Linked DNA regions of Homo sapiens: region 1 is linked to region 2. The links are chromatin loops, found by intact Hi-C in ENCODE. Cell type or tissue: chondrocyte. All regions are shown on one strand. Links, peaks and the distances in the headings refer to the core of each region. The heading gives the core; the rest is flanking DNA. Region 1 holds the start of FNIP1 (folliculin interacting protein 1). Region 2 holds the start of IL3 (interleukin 3).

Evidence for each region. A loop is a pair of places that touch in the nucleus more often than their neighbours do. Peaks named below come from ENCODE experiments on the same cell type or tissue, not always from the same donor. Only the 100,000 strongest peaks of a DNase experiment are listed, where the experiment ranks them.
Region 1: it touches region 2 in a loop (2.8-fold over the local background); 4 of 110 quality-filtered maps call a loop at or near these places.

Annotation. Positions count from the first base shown.
Region 1 is chr5:131,791,827-131,801,286 of GRCh38, forward strand. It overlaps FNIP1 (folliculin interacting protein 1), which reads right to left and starts at 5,191. Exons shown (of 18, transcript NM_133372.3): 1 at 5,004-5,191. The coding sequence starts at 5,095. RefSeq lists silencers at 4,805-5,084, 5,135-5,394. In chondrocyte, for the core only: a CTCF peak has its summit at 5,106; DNase peaks (open chromatin) are centred at 4,699 and 5,305.
Region 2 is chr5:132,058,109-132,067,691 of GRCh38, forward strand. It overlaps IL3 (interleukin 3), which reads left to right and starts at 2,547. Exons shown (of 5, transcript NM_000588.4): 1 at 2,547-2,760; 2 at 2,859-2,900; 3 at 4,204-4,293; 4 at 4,418-4,459; 5 at 4,561-5,096. The coding sequence starts at 2,599. The coding sequence ends at 4,683. It overlaps LOC105379174 (a long non-coding RNA gene), which reads right to left and starts at 4,604. Exons shown (of 5, transcript XR_001742531.2): 1 at 4,532-4,604; 2 at 3,363-3,500. RefSeq lists an insulator at 5,872-6,870 and an enhancer at 7,108-7,614. In chondrocyte, for the core only: CTCF peaks have their summits at 5,516 (motif pointing left), 5,744, 6,753 (motif pointing right), 7,447 (motif pointing right) and 1 weaker place; DNase peaks (open chromatin) are centred at 1,883, 2,573, 7,143, 7,933 and 1 weaker place.

The DNA of each region.
Region 1 (9,460 bases), core at 1,461-9,460, 270 kb before region 2:
CTATTAACAATAATACTATAGTGGCTTTTTTAAAAAATGTCATTATGGAAAGAAAAAAAAAAAGTCAAGGCTAGCAAATTAGCAAAAGCCATACTATGTAGAATGGGCAAAAGCCATCCTTTAATGAGTCTGGGCCCAAACTAAGTGGTTTTTACACAAAACTGATATAACAGTAACAACTACTTCTGGTTCCTGAAAGCCATGTGCTAAGCACCACATTAAGTTCTTTACATGACTTATCTCTGAATCCTTAAAATAAACCTGTTATGAAGATATTAAATTCTATACATCATTTTGTCTCATTTTGTCTGCTGTTCATGATGATAACTGGCACTTTTTTTTTTTTTTTTTGAGACGGAGTTTCACTCTTGTTGCCCAGGGTGGAGTGCAATGGCGCGATCTCAGCTCACTGCAACCTCCGCCTCCCGGGTTCAAGCGATTCTCCTGCCTCAGCCTCCTGAGTAGCTGGGATTACAGGCGCCCGCCACCACACCCAGCTGATTCTTGCATTTTTAGTAGAGATGGGGTTTCACCACATTGGCCAGGCTGGTCTGGAACTCCTGACCTCAGGTGATCCACCTGCCTCGGCCTCCCAAAGTGCTGGGATTACAGGCATGAGCCACCGTGCCCAGCCACAATTGGCACTTTTTAAAAAGTGACATATTGAGGGTAGTTTGGAAAAAGGCAAGAGTGATCACAGAAAGACCAGTTAAAAGGCTGAGTACCTTAAGAATCCCTGATATAAAGAATCAGAATAAATGTTCATATATTTGGGATACAGGATGAGCATCTCTAGTCCAAAATTTTTTTGATCACTGACAAGACGCCACAGTGGAAAACTTCACATCTGACTTCATGTGAGGAGTCAAAATGCAGTCGACACTTTGTGCACAAAATCATTAAAAAGTACTGTATAAATTATGTGCTATTATGTGTACAAGGTATGTATGAAATAAAAATGAATTTTATGTTTAGACTTAGGTCCCACCTCTGAAAAAACACATTATGCATATGCAAGTATTCAAAAATCCAAAAAATTCCACAATCCAAAACACTTCTAGAACCAGGCATTTCAGGTAAAGGATACTCAACCTGTATAACAAAAATCCAGACATTATTTAACAAAACATTAATTATGCCCTACAAACATTTCACTTCAAAACAACCTTCTTTGCCAAATTAGTTTTCAGGAATTTTATTTAAAACAATCTTTTTTTTTGAGACAGGATTTCACTCTGTTGCCCAGGCTAGACTAGTGCAGTGGCGCAATCATGGCTCATCACTGCAGCCTTAACCTCCCAGGCTAAGCAACCTCCCACCTCAGCATCCTGAGTAGCTAGGACTACAGGTGCATGCTGCCACACATGGCTAATTTTTTATATTTTTTGTAGAGACAGGGGTTTTGCCATGTTGCCCTGGCTGGTCTTGAACTCCTGGGCTCAAGCACTCCTCCCGCCATGGGCCTCCCAAAGTGCTGGGATTACAAGTATAAGCCACCAAACCCAGCCCAAAATAATCACTTTTATATGTACTATAGTTATTGGGCTTATACTTTTTACTTCCACTGGAAGAAAATGGAGAGAACATAAAGCAATATTTTCTACTAGAAACAGCCTTTTCTCCCAAATTCTTGAAATGGAGAAAACAAATTACTGTCTCAATTCTATAAATGACTGAAAAAATACACTCCCCATAATATTTTTCAAACTCATCTCCAGCTCAAGAATCTTAGATAAGCACATAGAAATCGATATGGTAAGAGACCTTAGAGTGAAGACAAGGGAAGGGGGTATTTCCTGGCCATCTCTTCCAATGGGGTAACCATAAAAGACAATACAGAAAGGTTCCTAAAGCTTCTTTATCGGAAGTCTCTCCTATTCTAAAGTCCTGCTGTGGCTTACAATTACTGAGCTTTGTATATTGGTTACTCTAGGAACTGCCTCTTAGGGACTGAGCTACAGTTAGTTGCCAATGGCTAACTACACCCAAGCCTGATTTAACAATTTAGGCTGACTAGAACAAAACAAAACACCCAAAAAAGGATTCCAGCAATGAAAGCATGGTATACTAGAATGAAAACAAAATGTTAGTCTACTCAAAAACCTGGGTTATATAAAAAGATGCTGAATATGATCTTCGGGAAATGCAAATTAAAACCACAAGATACCACTAGAATGGCTATAATCAAAAGAATAAAAAAACGATTAAGACAGTAAATTTTGGCCAGGCATGGTGGCTCATGCCTGTAATTACAGCACTTTGGGAGGCCAAGGTGGGAGGATACTTAGGAGCCTACTCAGGAGGCTGAGGTGAGAGGATTACTAGAGCCCAGGAGGTCAAGGCTGCAATGAGCCTTGATTGTATCATGGCACTCTAGCCTGAGCAACAAGTGAGACTCCATCTAAAAAAAAAAAAAAAAAAAAAAAAAGTAAATTTCATATTTTTTTTACAATAAAAATTTTTAATTAAAAAAGAACAAAAATAACAATATCAATATTGAAGAGATTGTGAAGAACCTGTAACCTTCATGCATTGCTACTGAGAATACAAAATGGTACAACTATTTTGGAAAAGTCTGACAATTTTTTTTTAAAGTTAAACACAACATTTAGCACATGACTCTGCAACCCCACTCCTAGATTTCTATCCAAGAGAAAAGAAAATATATGTCCACATAAAGATTTATACACAAACATTAACAGCAGCATTATTCATAATAGCCCAAATCTGGGGAAAAAATATGTCCTCCAACTAGTGGCTGAATAAACAAATCATGGTATAGCCATACAATGGAATACCATTCAGTGATAAAATTGAAGGAACTGGCTGGGTGTGGTGGCTCATCCCTGTAAGCCCAGAACTTTGGGAGGCCAAGGTGAGAGGATCCCTTGAGCCCAGGAGGTTGACAGTGTATTAAGCGTGGTCACGCCACTGTACTACAGCCTGTTGACAGAGTGAGAAAAAAAGGAACTAATAAATGCAACAAACAAGACAGACACAAGACTATGACAGAAAGTATCAGTGACTGCCACGGGTGAGGAGGAGTTAGGCTACAACAGAGCATGAGGGAACTTTTTGGGTGATGGAAGTGTTCTAAAACTTCATGGGGGTGGTGGGTACACAACTGTATACGATGTATGCTTAAAATGTATTTATACTTTATTGTGTATAAATTATAGCTCAATGAAATAGTTTTTAAAAAACCCTGGGTTGATTAGATCTGTAAGTTATTAGCTATGTGACATTAACCAGAATGGTTTTTTTTCCTTCAGATATGCCTATTCTGTTTCATCAGTTTTCATTTCTCACATGCACAAGTTTTATTTTTAAAGTGAGAGATTCCATAATGTACTGCAGTTATTGGGCTTACAGATAATTCTTACTTCCACTGGCAAAAGTATATAGTTATCTGCACTGCTACTTGCTCTATCTCGTAAGATTGCTGTGAAACATCAAATAAGATAACTGATGAGAAAGTTCTTTGGTAACTGTAAAATAGTATTACGCAACTATGTAGTAGACTTTACATTTTTGAAAACCAGACGTGAAAATGTTTTTTCATATGAGTGACTTGAGAGCCTTGTAAACCTACGTACCCAAAGTCAATCTTTGTCCAGAAATAGAAAGCAGTTGTCTATTCAAATGCCACCTTTTAAATATCCTATCGGAACCTGTTTCCTATTGTCGCTTGAGTTACTAGATGGCTCAATGTAGTATTATCTAACCTGCACTTTCATTTTTCAAAGGAAAAACACTAAAGAAATGTTTAAAGAGAGACAGATGAGCATGACACATTTATTTTTCAGGGGAAAAGACAGATACGTAGAAAAACCTCTTCAATTCCATATGCATTTACTGAATTTTTCCTGATGAGACCTGCATTAGCAAGAGAGAGTGAATAATTTTAAGAATAGCAAAATTTCTTAAACCAGTGTGGCAACTTCGCCTGTTCCAAAATTTGACAGATTCTCTTTTTTTATTTTTATTTTATTTTTTTGTTTCTACTATTGTTGTACAACTGGGCTCTTTGCTATCCTACCAAGTTTAAAACGTGTGGCATTTGACATTTAGCCTAGTTATATTTGCAAGTTTCCACACTGCAATACGTATAAAGGCTGTTTGGACATAATCTCCTCAGGTGCAGTTTAACGACTAAATTTTACCTTGAATTCAGGTTTATATCAAATCTTACAATTCTGAAAAGTTACTCTGCCAGCAACAGGTACTACAATGAAAAATTAACAAAGCCTGTAACACTACAAAATGCTCTACTAACATTTTCAATTTTTAAGACTCCTTTTCAGTAACAATTCGAGGAGGAAGAATCTACAGCCAATTCCAAGGCCAGATTTCATTCAATTTGGTCTTCCTTCGGCAGTAACCCTAAACTCAAGTTTCACATTTCTCCTTCGATAACATTAAGGTCGCTCGGTCCGGTTACTGCACACCTCCAATTTTAGCGTCCAAGAAACCTGAAAGAACGGCACGTTGCCTACTCGCTCCTCCAGCCTTCTCTCAACTCAGAAGCTTGGCCAAACGTGCCGCTCTCTCCACAACGCCAACGGAGCTGGAACGCAGCGCCCGGAGGACAACTGGTCACGGGGAGGAGGGGAGAACTTCGCGGCCCGGAGTACGGCGGCTGAGGTCCAATCCAGCCCGCGCCCAACTCTACTCGGTGCCAGGAAGGCGTGTGGACCCAAAGTCTCAGGCCGCGGTGCTAGGTCCGGAGGAGCAGAGTCGCGCGTGGCTGGGGGCAGGTCGTAAACAAACCGACGGGAGGAGGGGGAAGGGGCAACGGCGAGGCGGGTGGGGTAAAATAAAAGGTAGGACCTCGCTCCAACCCTTCGGCGCTAGCCCGCAGCCGGCTCCACCCCACCGAGGACCAGATGCTGCTCTCGGCGCGGCGCTTCCGCTCGGGTCGGAACACCGAAGGCCCCAACACCCCTGGAGCCCGGAGCCCACAAGGCCATCGGCTCCGCGACCCCCGCCCCACAGCGCCCTACCTGAACCCGCAATCTGGGTCCCGGGCGTCGCGGCCGGGCGCGCCCAGCCCGGTCCTCTTGCTGAAGAGCTTCTGGAACAGCGTAGGGGCCATGCTAGCCACGGCCAGGCAGGGGTCGCTCCGCTGGGCGCTTGCTAGGCCCCTGCTCCTACAGCCGCCCCGCCACCCCCATGGGCGCCTCAGTCATATGACAGAAATTAGTCACTTCAAACGGCCACGGCGCGCGGGGCGGGGCGCGAGGCAAGGCCGGCACTCATTGGCTGGAGGGGGGCCGCATCACGTGGCGGCGCGCGGAGCAAGGGGCAAGGTGGGGGCGTGGGGCGGAGCTGCCTCCCATAGGCTCACTGGCGGGTCCCGTCACGTGGCAGGGGCGGGGCGTGAGCCGAGAGGACAGGACTGGAAGGTGGCTAGGGATGTGTAGCGGGAGAAGGGTCAGTCTCGATCTTCCCCTGTGAAGCTGTCAGCGACCATCAGAGGGTACGCCGGGGTGGCGCGGGGACGATGCCAGGAGCCTTGGAGTGCAGAAGGCTTCGACTCCCCGCACCCACAGAGTTGCGTAGGGAACCACGGGCAACCGACTCTTCCTTGTCAGCCCCTCCCTAGCTTCTGCGGCTTCACACCTCCATTCCGCGCCGGGCAGAGTCTGGCGGCTCCTGGAGCACGGAAGGCCCACAAGCGTACCCGTGGGGCCGCGGCCAAGGCTGGACTTTGAGCCCAGGACCCCAGGACCGCCCTTAGAAGGCTGCGCCGGCCCGCGAGAGGTCTGGGATCTGGACAGCGCGGGGGCTGGCTCACAGGGACTGGTGAAGGAAACTGCCGGGACCCCTGCCACAGCCATGGCTCCCCGCAAAGACGACCTCGAGCAGGCACTGCGGGCAGTTTGTACTAGCGCCTAGAACCCTGACACCGGGAATTAGTCTCTTGGAAGAGCTAGCGATTGGAGGCTCAGGAGTTAGGCTGTTTCCTTGTTAACCAACAAAATCAGGTGAAACCAACGAAGTCAGGAAGCCTAAAGACATATATGTACAGATATCTAACCCTTTACGCTAATTATTTAGATTTTTAATAAATCTATCTTAATGTTTAGGTATGAAGACGGGAGGAACTGTGGAATTTTAGTCAAGTTACAGGGAAGAAACGCTTTCTAAAAAAAGAAAAACATTGCTCACATGTGACCTCACAGTCTTATTTAACCCATGGAACCAAAATATATCAGAGTTTGTATCAAACTAATCTTATAAATTTTCAGCAACCCCATCCATTCACTCACTCCCCCTCCAGGATGAGGAAGCTCGTACAATGGGATGTAATCCTCAGAGAAATTTAGGAAATAACTTGTATATGGTTGGAAGGCTGGATAAAAATACTTTGGGCAGGCGTGGTAGCTCACGTCTGTAATCGCAACACTGCAAGGCCGAGGCAGGCAGATCGCTTTAGCTCTGTAGTTCGAAACCAGCTTGGGCAACAGTAAGACCCTGTCTCTACAAAAAAAAAAAAAAAAAAAAAATTTTAATTAGCCAGGTGTGGCCGGGCGCTGTGGCTCACGCCTGTTATCCCAGCACTTTGGGAGGCCGAGGCGAGTGGATCACCTGAGGTCACGAGTTCAAGACCAGCCTGACCAGCATGGTGAAACCCCGTCTCCAAAAAATTAGCCGGCGTGGTGGCGGCGAATGCCTGTAATCCCAACTACCTGGGAGGCTGGGACAGGAGAATTGCTTGAACCCAGGAGGCAGAGGTTGCAGTGAGCCGAGATTGTGCCATTGCACTCCAGCCCGGGCAACAAGAGCGAGACACCGTCTCAAAAACAAACAAAAATTAGCCAGGTGTGGTCACGGCGCACACCTGTGGTCCCACTCGGGTGGCTGAGGTGGGAGGGTAGCTTGAGTGTGGGAAGTCAACGCTGCAGTGAGTGCCACTTGTACTTCAGCCTGGGCAACAGAGGGGGGCCCTATCTCAAAAAACAAATACTTTTTGAGAATTTCATTTAATTAGGTATACAAATTAAATTTTATTTTCTTTAAGTGGCTACCAACTCCCACTGATTTGCAGCTAGAGTTTATGCTCTAAATAAGGGTCTGAAGATATTTAGAAAAGAAAAAGTAATAGGCAGAATTTATATCTCTTTGAGAATTTGTCAACAACCAAAATACTGAGTTTCAATGTTCCAAGACTTTTTTAAAGCACTATTTATTGATGATTAAGATAGTAACATATTCTTTCCACAATCATTTATGTTCTAGGCAGTGGGGATCCAAAGTAAAAAAGAGCTAACTTTCTAGGTGAGGAGACAGTAAATAAGTATTTAAAGTTATTGCACTATTTATTGATGATTAAGATATTAACATATTCTTTCCACAATCATTTACGTTCTAGGCAGTGGGGATCCAAAGTACAAAAGAGCTAACTTTCTAGGTGAGGAGACAGTAAATAAGTATATAAAGTTATTTCAGATAGTAACTAATGTTGTGGAGTTAGTAAGAAATAAGCAATGAAATGAGGGTGTCAGCAAAGTCTGAGGAGGTAACATTTGAGGTGCTTAGGTTGAAAATCATTCAGTTGCTCTGTGTATTACCCAAGGTCCAGAAACTACTGGGCAATACAGGATCAAAACAGCAGTACTATTTCACCTAGACATTTCAGATAATCCTCTGGCATCAAATGCTGAAAGATTTCTAACAGGGTAAAATGAGCTGTGTATATTTTTCTCACAAAACATTTGAATGTAGAATGAAAAATGAAGTTTTTGTAAACAAAAAAATAAAGTCAATGCAATTTTTAAAAAGTAAACAGAAGTGTAGATCCTATCAGTCAATTAATGGGGCAATCATTTGGGAAGTTTTGTTTTTACACTAGTTAAGTTACACTAAATGAGTACAAGTGGAAACAGGCCAAAGTCTGTCTATACGGGACCAAAGACACTAAGGACTAATGGCTGTCCATGACTGGCACAGAAAAGAGTAGTTCCAGGTCCCCTCAGAAGGAACTTTCCAAATACAATAACCTTGTGTGCTTTCGTCTTGGGAAAAAATTACTTCATGGGTAATTATAGATATTAATAGTAAGGGAAAAGAATATAACTGCTTGCATAAGAGACACTTTCAGTATTCTCTAATCATGTAATAGCTTTATTTCTGTAGTCTCATTTAGTCTTGAAAGGTACAGAGAAAAACTAGATTTACTTCCTATTATTGATCACATTTCTCCTACATTGCAGTGTAATACTAAAGTCACAGAATCAGAGAGCGCTGAAATGATACAAGTTTGTAATAAAAGAGGACAAAACTATACATAATTATTCAGATTAAAATTTAAATATTTCAATTTTAGTATCAGTGAATATTATCTTTTATTTTTCCTTTTACTTAGTACTACATCCTATCACAGAGAAGCTGAGGTGTCTTACAGGCAGCCTTTGTAAGTTTAAGGAGTCAGCAAAGAGGAAATGTGAGAAAGAAAATAATTACCTACTCATTCATGCTACGTTATATCAATGTGGAACTACTGGGTTACAAAGATTAGACATAAGGCCTACTACACTCTCACTCAAGGGTGGAAGATTTAGTCTCCTCAAAACTCCAACAGTCTATAGATTTCTGTCCACCTGCTTCAAAGATTCCCCTCCTGATAGCATAAAAGACAGGCACTCTTTGCTATAGGCATTTCCTGGTTACTACATATAGGAAAAGGTGGCAATAAAACTAAAATCTTCCTCAACCATCATGCTAATAAGTATAGTCTCAATTATGCTGAATTATCATGAAACAAATTATAATTTCATTGATGACATCTCAGAACAAGACATTCAAAATCAAGATGATCAAGTAGACCTGCCCGAAAAACATTAAATGGGCTCAAGTTACCCCACTTTTAAAAACTCCTAAACCAACTGACCATTTATTGCTATATAATAAGGAAATGGCAGTATTCTGAAGCACCAGAAAACATAAACAGTGATTTATTCAACAAACATTTCTTGAGTCCCTCCAACATCTCAGACTCTACTGTAGGCACTGGGAATATGGTACTGAACAAGAGAGTCCTTATTCTTAGAAACTTAGTTTTTTGTGGGAAGAGACAAAATAAACAAGATGTTTGCAAGGTGTGCTAGGAGCCAGGAAAGAAAGCATGGATAGCAAGCAACTGATGGAGACCAAATTTAGATAGGGTGGTCAGGGAAGGCCTATCCAAAGATGCGTGATTTTAGCTAAGATGTAAAGAATGAAAAGGAACCAGCTATAGGAAGAAGGTGGTGAAGAACATTCTGGCAAAGAGAAGAAAAAGTACAAAGCCTCTAAGAGAGAAATGGTTTTGGCCTGTTTGAAGAGGAGAAAGGAAGCCAGAAGAACTAAAATATACTCTGAGAATGGGAGATGGTTTGAAATGGTTAGAAAGGTACAAGGGGCCAGATTATGTAGGACCTTGTAAATTATGGAAAGGAGGTTAGACTGAGTGTGATGG
Region 2 (9,583 bases), core at 902-8,901:
ACCTCGCCTCCCCTGGTTGAAAACCCCGCAAGTCCTCCAATGCTCCTAGCATGAAGCCTCAACCTCTTTTGCCTTTAATAAACTATGTGTATATATATAATTTTTTTGGAGAGATGGTCTCACTCCAACGCCCAGGCTGGAGTGCAGTGGCACAATCACAACTCACTGCAGCCTTGACCTCCCAGGCTCAGGTGGTCCTCCCACATCAGCCTCCTAAGTAGCTGGGACCACAGGTGTGCACCACCACGCCTGGCTAATTTTTTGTATTTTTTGTAGAGATGAGGTTTCGCCAAATTGCTCAGGCTGGTATATATTCATTTTTAAAATGAGAAAAACACTACAAATGTCAAGATTTACAATACTACTATTCAGGATTTTGTGTGCATGTGTGGTTACAACACAAAGTCTTGACTTTTAAAGAAACAAAAAAAAATACAGGAATGTTTTGTCTCCACAGCTTTAAATTCATTGAACTTTAAAATTCCCTAGAAAAGCCCACTTACACTAAAAAAAATACAGCTTTTCTCTGTAAGGAATCACATTATTTGTGCACAAGTCCCCAAAACGTTTACATAGACAGTAACACCAAGGTACAGTTGAGTATGCAAGGAACAAACTCTGGGTCCGTGGGGCAATAGGGGACCCTACCGGAGCTAAGATTGCTGAGGTAGTTAGATCAGAGCCCCTCAAATGCACTGAATCACTGAGGATCTTATCAAAATGCGATTTTTGATTCAGAAAGTCTGGGCTGGGGCCTGAGGGTTGACACCGCTAACAAGCTCCCGGGCAGGGCTGACCTGCAGGTCTGGGACCACAGGAAGGGTAGCAAGACTGGAAATCTGTCTCCTCACAAGACTGAGCTGCTAGTGGAGGTTACCATGTCTGTTTTATTCACAGCAAGTGCTTTGTAGACGTCTGTTGAATGAATTGTGCCTACGGAGTACGCAAGCTGGTGCTAAGGCTCCCCTCTGTGTGTTGAGTTGTGCCTGTCAGACTCCACTCCGGGTCCAGAACCTAGGGCTCTTCCTGGTCCAGGGCCCAGCCTGGGGCTGAGCCAGGAGGGCATATCAGCTACAGAAATCATCCTCACAGCATGGCCTTGAGTCACAGCCTCTTCACCTGCCTCCCCACAGCCACATCCTGGTCCTTGTCTTCACCTGATCTGCTTATGCTCAGAAGCCCAAAGCACCCAAATTCCGCTGCCTCAGCATAACCTCCTATCCCGCATCCCCCACACTGATCACAACACACCGCACCATGACCCAGACCCTGGCCTTTCCTTACTGCTCTCCTCTCCCTCCCACCCGGGGCCAGTCATCTTGAAGAAGTCTTCCACATGCCCCTGTCACACTCATCCCTTTACCAAAAGCCCCTACCCCATGGGGTGGGTCAGGCAGGCCCCAAGACAGGCCCGTATCAGGAGGACCCCTCTTCTCTCAGGGGCTGCCCTCTGGGATAACCACCCCCGCCCTTCTGGGTTTCCTGCTTCCTATCTGGCTGCAGTTTCTCAGGTCCCTTGTGGATTTCCCCATGGTCTGTCCCCACTCACATCCCCTCTCTGCAAACCTTGCCTACTGGGCCTGCACCTGGCAAATCCATGCTCAGCACAGACGGGGATCAAGACCTCTCAATACAACTGTCTCCTGCCAATCCCTGCCCCAGCAGCCTGAGGCCCAGTCTGAAACCAGGGAGTTGCTCTCCTTTCTCCTCCCTTGACCTCACCCCTCAGACCATGCCAATTCTGCCTCCTAAACCTCCCAGGCCAGCCCCTCCCCCAGCTCCCAGTGACAGTGTCCTCAGGTACCTGAGCTCAGCTCTCGGTGCTACCAGAGGGACTGCCAGGGGCTGCAGCCGGGCCTCCTGCAGAGGCTGAGTCCCACACGCAGGGAACAGCCATGCCACTGCTAGCAGACCAGTAAGAGAATGGCCACCTGGGGCCTGAGCGCCCTCGGCCATCCACCAGAAACAAAGTGTCAAGGAGAAGCTGCCCGAAGCCCATGGGACAAACCACTGGGGACTGGAACACCAGTAATTCTGTATTGGGAAGCGGCACCAAGAGATGTGCTTCTCAGAGCCTGAGGCTGAACGTGGATGTTTAGCAGCGTGACCGGCTACCAGACAAACTCTCATCTGTTCCAGTGGCCTCCTGGCCACCCACCAGGACCAAGCAGGGCGGGCAGCAGAGGGCCAGGGTAGTCCAGGTGATGGCAGATGAGATCCCACTGGGCAGGAGGCCTCAGTGAGCTGAGTCAGGCTTCCCCTTCCTGCCACAGGGGTCCTCTCACCTGCTGCCATGCTTCCCATCTCTCATCCTCCTTGACAAGATGAAGTGATACCGTTTAAGTAATCTTTTTTCTTGTTTCACTGATCTTGAGTACTAGAAAGTCATGGATGAATAATTACGTCTGTGGTTTTCTATGGAGGTTCCATGTCAGATAAAGATCCTTCCGACGCCTGCCCCACACCACCACCTCCCCCCGCCTTGCCCGGGGTTGTGGGCACCTTGCTGCTGCACATATAAGGCGGGAGGCTGTTGCCAACTCTTCAGAGCCCCACGAAGGACCAGAACAAGACAGAGTGCCTCCTGCCGATCCAAACATGAGCCGCCTGCCCGTCCTGCTCCTGCTCCAACTCCTGGTCCGCCCCGGACTCCAAGCTCCCATGACCCAGACAACGCCCTTGAAGACAAGCTGGGTTAACTGCTCTAACATGATCGATGAAATTATAACACACTTAAAGCAGCCACCTTTGCCTTTGCTGGTGAGTAGCTTGGATAAGACTGGCCTGCAGCAGTGAGGGGTGGTGGCTGCCTAAGGCCAAAAGGCCTCATGGGCCTTTCTCTCCCTTCACCCCCACAGGACTTCAACAACCTCAATGGGGAAGACCAAGACATTCTGATGGTAAGAGCTCAGCCCGTGGATCCCGATCCACTTCCTGCCTGGGTGACTTCAGCCATGTCATTCCATCTTACCTAGCCTTGCTTTCTTCATCTGTAAAATAGGGTTAATAGCACCTATCTCAGTGGGATTGTTATGACAATCAAATGGCACAATGTGCATGTTCTGGCCCAGCATCTGGCACTTAAGAGTTCAATACATGGCCACAGCCATGGCTATAATAATGAAAATGACTTTTAAATTAGAAAATGAAAAGGCAGTTCTAGGTGAGGAATACCAAGGGCCTTAAGGTCAGTGTTTGGTAGGGCAGACTCTGGACTGACAGACAGAAATTTCCCCCTCAGATGTGCCAGCTTCTTTTTCCCTTAAAAAATTGAGTTTGTGTTTTCCACCCTCATTGGCTGTGGCATTATCATTTACAGTTATTTTTCATGGTTCCAGTTGGTTGCAGTTGTTCTGTCTCACCTTTGCATGACATTTCTTGGGTCAAACAAGAAGTGGAAGCCTTTGCTGAGTTCCTGGGCCATCTGTGTTTGGGGCACTCACAGCTCACATGCTGCACCCATTTCCATGCTGGGGTCTCTGTGATTTTCTTCTTGATTTCTAGGAGACTTTAATTCAGTCAGGGCATGAACACTGTTATCAGCCTCTGAGCTACAAATACTTCCCTTGGAAAACCCCCTGTCTTTTGTAGAGCTTCTTTTTGGAGATATTTTTTCCCCCAAGTGCAGAAAGATCCACCTAGGTACCCCCTCCCCACCCATTTTTTTTTTTTTTTTTGAGACAAGAGTCTCACTCTGTTGCCCAGGCTGGAGTGCAGTGGCACGATCTCAGCTCACTGCTACCTCTGCCTCCTGAGTTCAAGCAATTCTCCTGTCTCAGCCTCCCAAGTAGCTAGGATTACAGGCATGCACCACCACTCCCATTTTTGTATTTTTAGTAGAGACGGGGTTTCACCATATTGGTCAGGCTGGTCTTGAACTCGACCTCAGGTTATCTGCCTGCCTCGGCCTCCCAAAGTGCTGGGATTACAGGCTTGAGCCACTGCGCCCAGCCCACCTAGGCCCTTTATGTAGCTCAAATGGAGCCAGAGACTGGGGGCTTGAGGAAACCAGGTCCTGCCTGCCACTCACTTCTAGGCCTGTGCCCTTGGGCAGGGACCCACCTGAGGCAAGAACGGGACTAGGAGGGAACCCGAGGATGTCCCCAACAGTGGGCTTGGGAAACTGTGGGGGTGACTTCCACCTGCTTGTGGGAGGGATACTCTGTAACCTTTCCCCCTTAAGTGTATTCTCTGCCCCGTTAGGAAAATAACCTTCGAAGGCCAAACCTGGAGGCATTCAACAGGGCTGTCAAGAGTTTACAGAACGCATCAGCAATTGAGAGCATTCTTAAAGTATGTGAAGCTGTTGAGGGTTTGGGATCCCTGTGTTGGCCCTGCCCTGCCTCTGGGGAGGAGAGCAGGGCCCACTCCCTTTCCAAGGGAATCTCTGACCATCTGCTTTGGTCTCTTTCCACAGAATCTCCTGCCATGTCTGCCCCTGGCCACGGCCGCACCCACGGTAAGCTGTCCCCCAAGATGCCCGTCATGGCTTGCTCCTCAGCTGGTCATCACCATTACAGCCTGGACTCACCTAATGCCACCTTCTTGGTTTCTTTATAGCGACATCCAATCCATATCAAGGACGGTGACTGGAATGAATTCCGGAGGAAACTGACGTTCTATCTGAAAACCCTTGAGAATGCGCAGGCTCAACAGACGACTTTGAGCCTCGCGATCTTTTGAGTCCAACGTCCAGCTCGTTCTCTGGGCCTTCTCACCACAGAGCCTCGGGACATCAAAAACAGCAGAACTTCTGAAACCTCTGGGTCATCTCTCACACATTCCAGGACCAGAAGCATTTCACCTTTTCCTGCGGCATCAGATGAATTGTTAATTATCTAATTTCTGAAATGTGCAGCTCCCATTTGGCCTTGTGCGGTTGTGTTCTCATTTTTATCCCATTGAGACTATTTATTTATGTATGTATGTATTTATTTATTTATTGCCTGGAGTGTGAACTGTATTTATTTTAGCAGAGGAGCCATGTCCTGCTGCTTCTGCAAAAAACTCAGAGTGGGGTGGGGAGCATGTTCATTTGTACCTCGAGTTTTAAACTGGTTCCTAGGGATGTGTGAGAATAAACTAGACTCTGAACAACTGCTTTGTTACCAGTGTCTCAATTTGACTTGGGACTTAGTGACCATTTTAAGGGAGACTGGTGTGCCACAAATCCTGGGTGGCTTGATCCTGCCACGTGGATGCTGTCTGGGTGAGCTTGTTCTCACACTGCCCTCCTGCCACCCCCATTTCCAGAAAGGTGATGATAACCCTAGCAATCTTGAAAATCCACAGAACTGCTACCAGGTACCAGGAGCCGTTCTGAGCATTTTACCTATGCTATCTAACTTATTCCTCACCCCAACCAAGAGTATGTTTTCTCCGTTTCATGGGAAACTGAAGTTCGGCCTGGTTGAGCAACTGCCTAAGCTGATAGTGGCCCAGCTGGGGCTTGAATTCAGGTCCCTGTGGTCTGGAGCATGCTAATCCTGTGGCATGTCTCCCCCTAGTGGTCCTTCCAGAAACTGCAGCCGCCGCCCCTGCTCCTCCCAGGGCCAACATCAGGGATCAACATCCCCTGACCCCCTCAAGGCAGCAGGTTCTGCTGACACAAGCCACCCAATTCTTCATTCCATTCCTTTAAAACCCTCCAAGCCTGGAGTCTCCACCCCTGCCTAAGCCCCCAGCCTCTCCTGCCTGATGATTTAGCAGCCACCCTGTAGGCCTCCCGGCCAGCCCTGGAACCCACACCCTGACGATCTGTGCTCTACTGGGGAGCCAGATGGAGTTTTAGAAAATGCAAATCTGACCATGTGGATCTATACTGAATCCCCCAGTCCTCGGGGTCTTCTGGACCTTGTCCATATCCTTAGGACAACGTATAAGGCTCACCTCCATCTGTTGCTTCTGTTTCCCCCATGGCTACCACCCTAATCAATGCTCCAGCCAACAGGAGTGCTGGGACTTCCTAGACAGCCTTCCATGAAGCCTCTCTTCATGCCCTGGAGCTTCTATCCACATTGTCACCTCAGTCTGGCATGCCCTTACTTGGCTTGATGAGTTCCTATTCCATGGACCAACTCAAACTCTGCCCACCTCTGGACTGTCCACACCATCCCAGGATGGGGCCCTCCTCCGAAATAGGTGGGTACACAGGGACCCACTGGAGGGACAGCCACTGTGGCACGGAGGTGGTGCAGACCAGCCTGGAGGCAGAAGGCAGGAGGCTGGGACATCCCGAGTGTGGCTTCAGTCTACCACCTGGCCCTTTAGCCCTGAGTGCCCCCCTCTAACTCCCCTGCACACCACCCTGTGGCCCTACTCAGTCTGCCAGTGGAAGGAGGGGCAGAGGGGCCTTCCTCTGTCACCACGTAAGCAGCAATAGCATCCTCTCTGATTCCTCTCAAGTCCCAGAAAAGCGTCAGAGGCTGACACCAGGTGCAGGGGTCCTGTCCCCCTTTTTCCTGTTTTCCACCTTGATCCATCCCTCCCTTGAGGTTATGAATAAGGAACAGCCCGGCTGCTTGAATGGGACTGGAGATGATGGAAGATTTATCTGCTACAGGCTCAGAACTCTATTTCCCTAAATTCTTCCCCCTAAAAAATCGTTATGTTCCCACAGAAGAACTCTCTTTTCCCCCTCCCCCCACCTCTCCCCAGCCTGGCTCACTGAGGGCATTGCCTGGGGACCAGGGGATGTCTGTTGTTGGACTTAGCCTGGGAGGAGATACAGAGGATGCTGCTGCAGTTTCTGGATTGACCACTAGGGGGAGGTGTGTGCCACTGGTCTCAGGGCACTTCAGAGGTCCTGGAGGAGCCAGGCCTGAGAGGGTAGGGTGAGAGGTCTGACTCTGGACTGGGTTTCCCAAGTCTCCTGCACACCCAGCTCCCCCCAGCCCTCACTTTCCCTCCCTCTCGCACGTGACAGCTAGTCCTGTTTTCATCCTGGGCTGAGGCAGCATTTGTGCCCCAGCCCCATGTTCCCAGATGAGTCGCTGCTTGCCACCTCCTCTTCACACCCTGGAGAGTGGGTCAGCAGCTGTCTCCTCTGCTGGTCCTGTGTTAGTGACTGATGCCTGCAAGAGGCAGGGTTAGTGGCTGGATCAGACACAGACCTGGTGCACGAGGCCAGTCGTCAGGACCTGTCGCTGGCGGAGGGTGGCACGCGGAGGTGACATGCTGGAGAGGGCAGTGGGCGGACCTTTTCAGATGCGCTGGGGGCTCCTCGCTGACCTTCTGGAATAGTATAGACTGCAGCTTAAAGCCAGACTGGGGCCAGAACCAAGTGGCAGTCAGTTCCTGGACAGGCTGGGGGAATTTCTACATGCTTTGACAGAAGGTTTATGTTCCCTCCAAATTTGTATGTTAAAATTGAATCCCCACTGTGATGGCATTAGGATGTGGAGCCTGTCCTTTGGGCCAGGTCTGTGTGTCCAGATGGCGCCAGGGGGCAGCATCGCCCCATTATAAATCCCAGAACCACCAGAGAAGGCCCAAGTTCCTGCCTTCCCACATCCCAGGTGTCTGCTCAGGGGGAAGGTGGATTACAGCTCTCAGCCAGGAATTTTATTTTTCACTTAAAAACTATTGTTGGAGCGAGACTCCATCTCAAAAAAAAAAAACAAAACTATTGTTTTTCATTGGAGGAGAAGATGGGAAAGCGTATATACTCTTTACTGAAAAACTTGGAAATGCAGAAAAATAGAACAAAGGGAAAATTGACAGAAAGGCAAGTGCCTAAGGAGGGCAGAACTCAGAAGGCACAACAAGCCTCACCCCTTGACAGGAATCCTCCCACTCCAGGAAGGGGCTCTGTTCCTCCTGCCCTGGACTCAAGCCCCCATTTGACTCAGTGGAGCAACTGCTCTGAGGACCCTCCACGGCTCCCCCAGGCTGGGGCGGGCATAGGTGAGACACTGGGCCAGGCCTTTCAGGCCTCCTGGCCTTGTGCAGTTGGCCCAGCACAGTGCGGTGGGGGTCATTACAGACAGCACAGGACCGACGGATGGGCGTGGACCTCATCGGAGGCACTGCCCATGGGTGGCACAGAAGGGGCCTGAGAGAGAAGTTCATCCAGCAGAGAAGGGTGGGAAAAGCACAGGGAAGGAAGGAGGCAGATGCCCTGGGGGAGGAGGGCATGGAGGTCGAGAAGACAAGGTAAGCGGAGGCACAGGAGAGACTAAGCAGTGGAGAGGCCAGAGTGTGGCTGGGTGCCAAGTGTCCAAGGTGAAGGCTGTGCCCTGGGTCACTGCTTTTGCCCCTGGAGCCCAGCCAGCCTGGGCCCCAGGCACCTCTGGGTCTTAGCTAGTCTCTTCTCCCCATTCCTCCCTCTCTGATCCCAGGCCAGCCCAGCCCAGACTGGCCGCTGTGGAGACGGTAAGACTGGACGACTGTGGCCTGAGGAGGGGTGGGTGGAGGGAGGCGGAAGGACAGGATGGAGCCATGGCAGACACTGTGTGTTTAACACCAACAAGAAGGAGCAAGGGCAGAGGGAGAGAGGTGCTGGAGGAAATAGGGGCTGGTCCAGCAGAGGGGAATCCCTGGGCCCAGGAAGATGGGGGACCCATGGTGGGAGAGAGGGAGAGGAGGCAGAGGTGGTGTGGACCAGGGGTGGGGGCTAGGGGCCCAACTTTCCCCCTTGAAAGCCTCAGATCAAGCTCAACGAGGTGGGTCAGCAAAGTTGCTGCTGCCCTCCTGGACTGAGAAGGGACTCAAAGAATCCCCACAATGACCCAGGCACCCAGGCTGTGATTATCCCCATTACACAGACAGAGACTGAGGCAGAAAAATGAAGGTTATTTGAGTCCAGAGCCTCTGAATCCTTAAGCAACAGTGGTTCACTAATGCCCACTGAGGCCCAGGAATTCTTTTAAGTCTGACCCTGGATGTGCCTGGGGTCTCCCCTTGACTGGATCCAAGCCTCCCGTGTTAACTTCTGCCCTACAACCTCCTGGTTCCAGGCCCACAGTGAGCAGCGCAGCCTTAGCGCCTCAGCTCCATGCTTCTCACCTGACCACTCTCATATTGCCCAGTAAATGCCTCTACACGCCCATCTGTCCTGTCCTCCTACCTGGCACCCCCTCCCCACAACCAACACACACATTGGGGGCTTAGATCCAGGGAGGTGGTCCTCTGTGCTCCTCTTTGTCTCTGTCCCCATGCCTTAAGGAACTTCTGAGAGAGACCCTGGCTCCCAGCTGTCCCCTGCCATGGCTGGTTGTCAAGGCCTCCTCCAGCTCCCACTCAGGCTCCCCAAAGACCCCAAGCTCAACTCTACCTCCAGCCATGGCTCATGAGTGACCCCTTCCCTTTCCCTTCCATGAGCCCTCCCTGCCCTGTGGGGTCCATGGAATCCTTCTGGTGTGAGGCCTCCTTCCCTCCTCCTCAGACTCATGAGCCCTTGACCCAGGGTGCTCCCGGGACCTGCTTTGGCAGAGACTTGCCTGGGGCCTGCACTTGGAGACTCAGCCCTTTCCTGGAGGGAAAGTGGGCTGTGCTGGAGATCAGCGGGCAGCAAGGACAGCAGGCTGTGTGGATGATGTGTGTGCCCTGAGGGGCCAAGTCAGGGTGTCAGGGAGGGAGGACA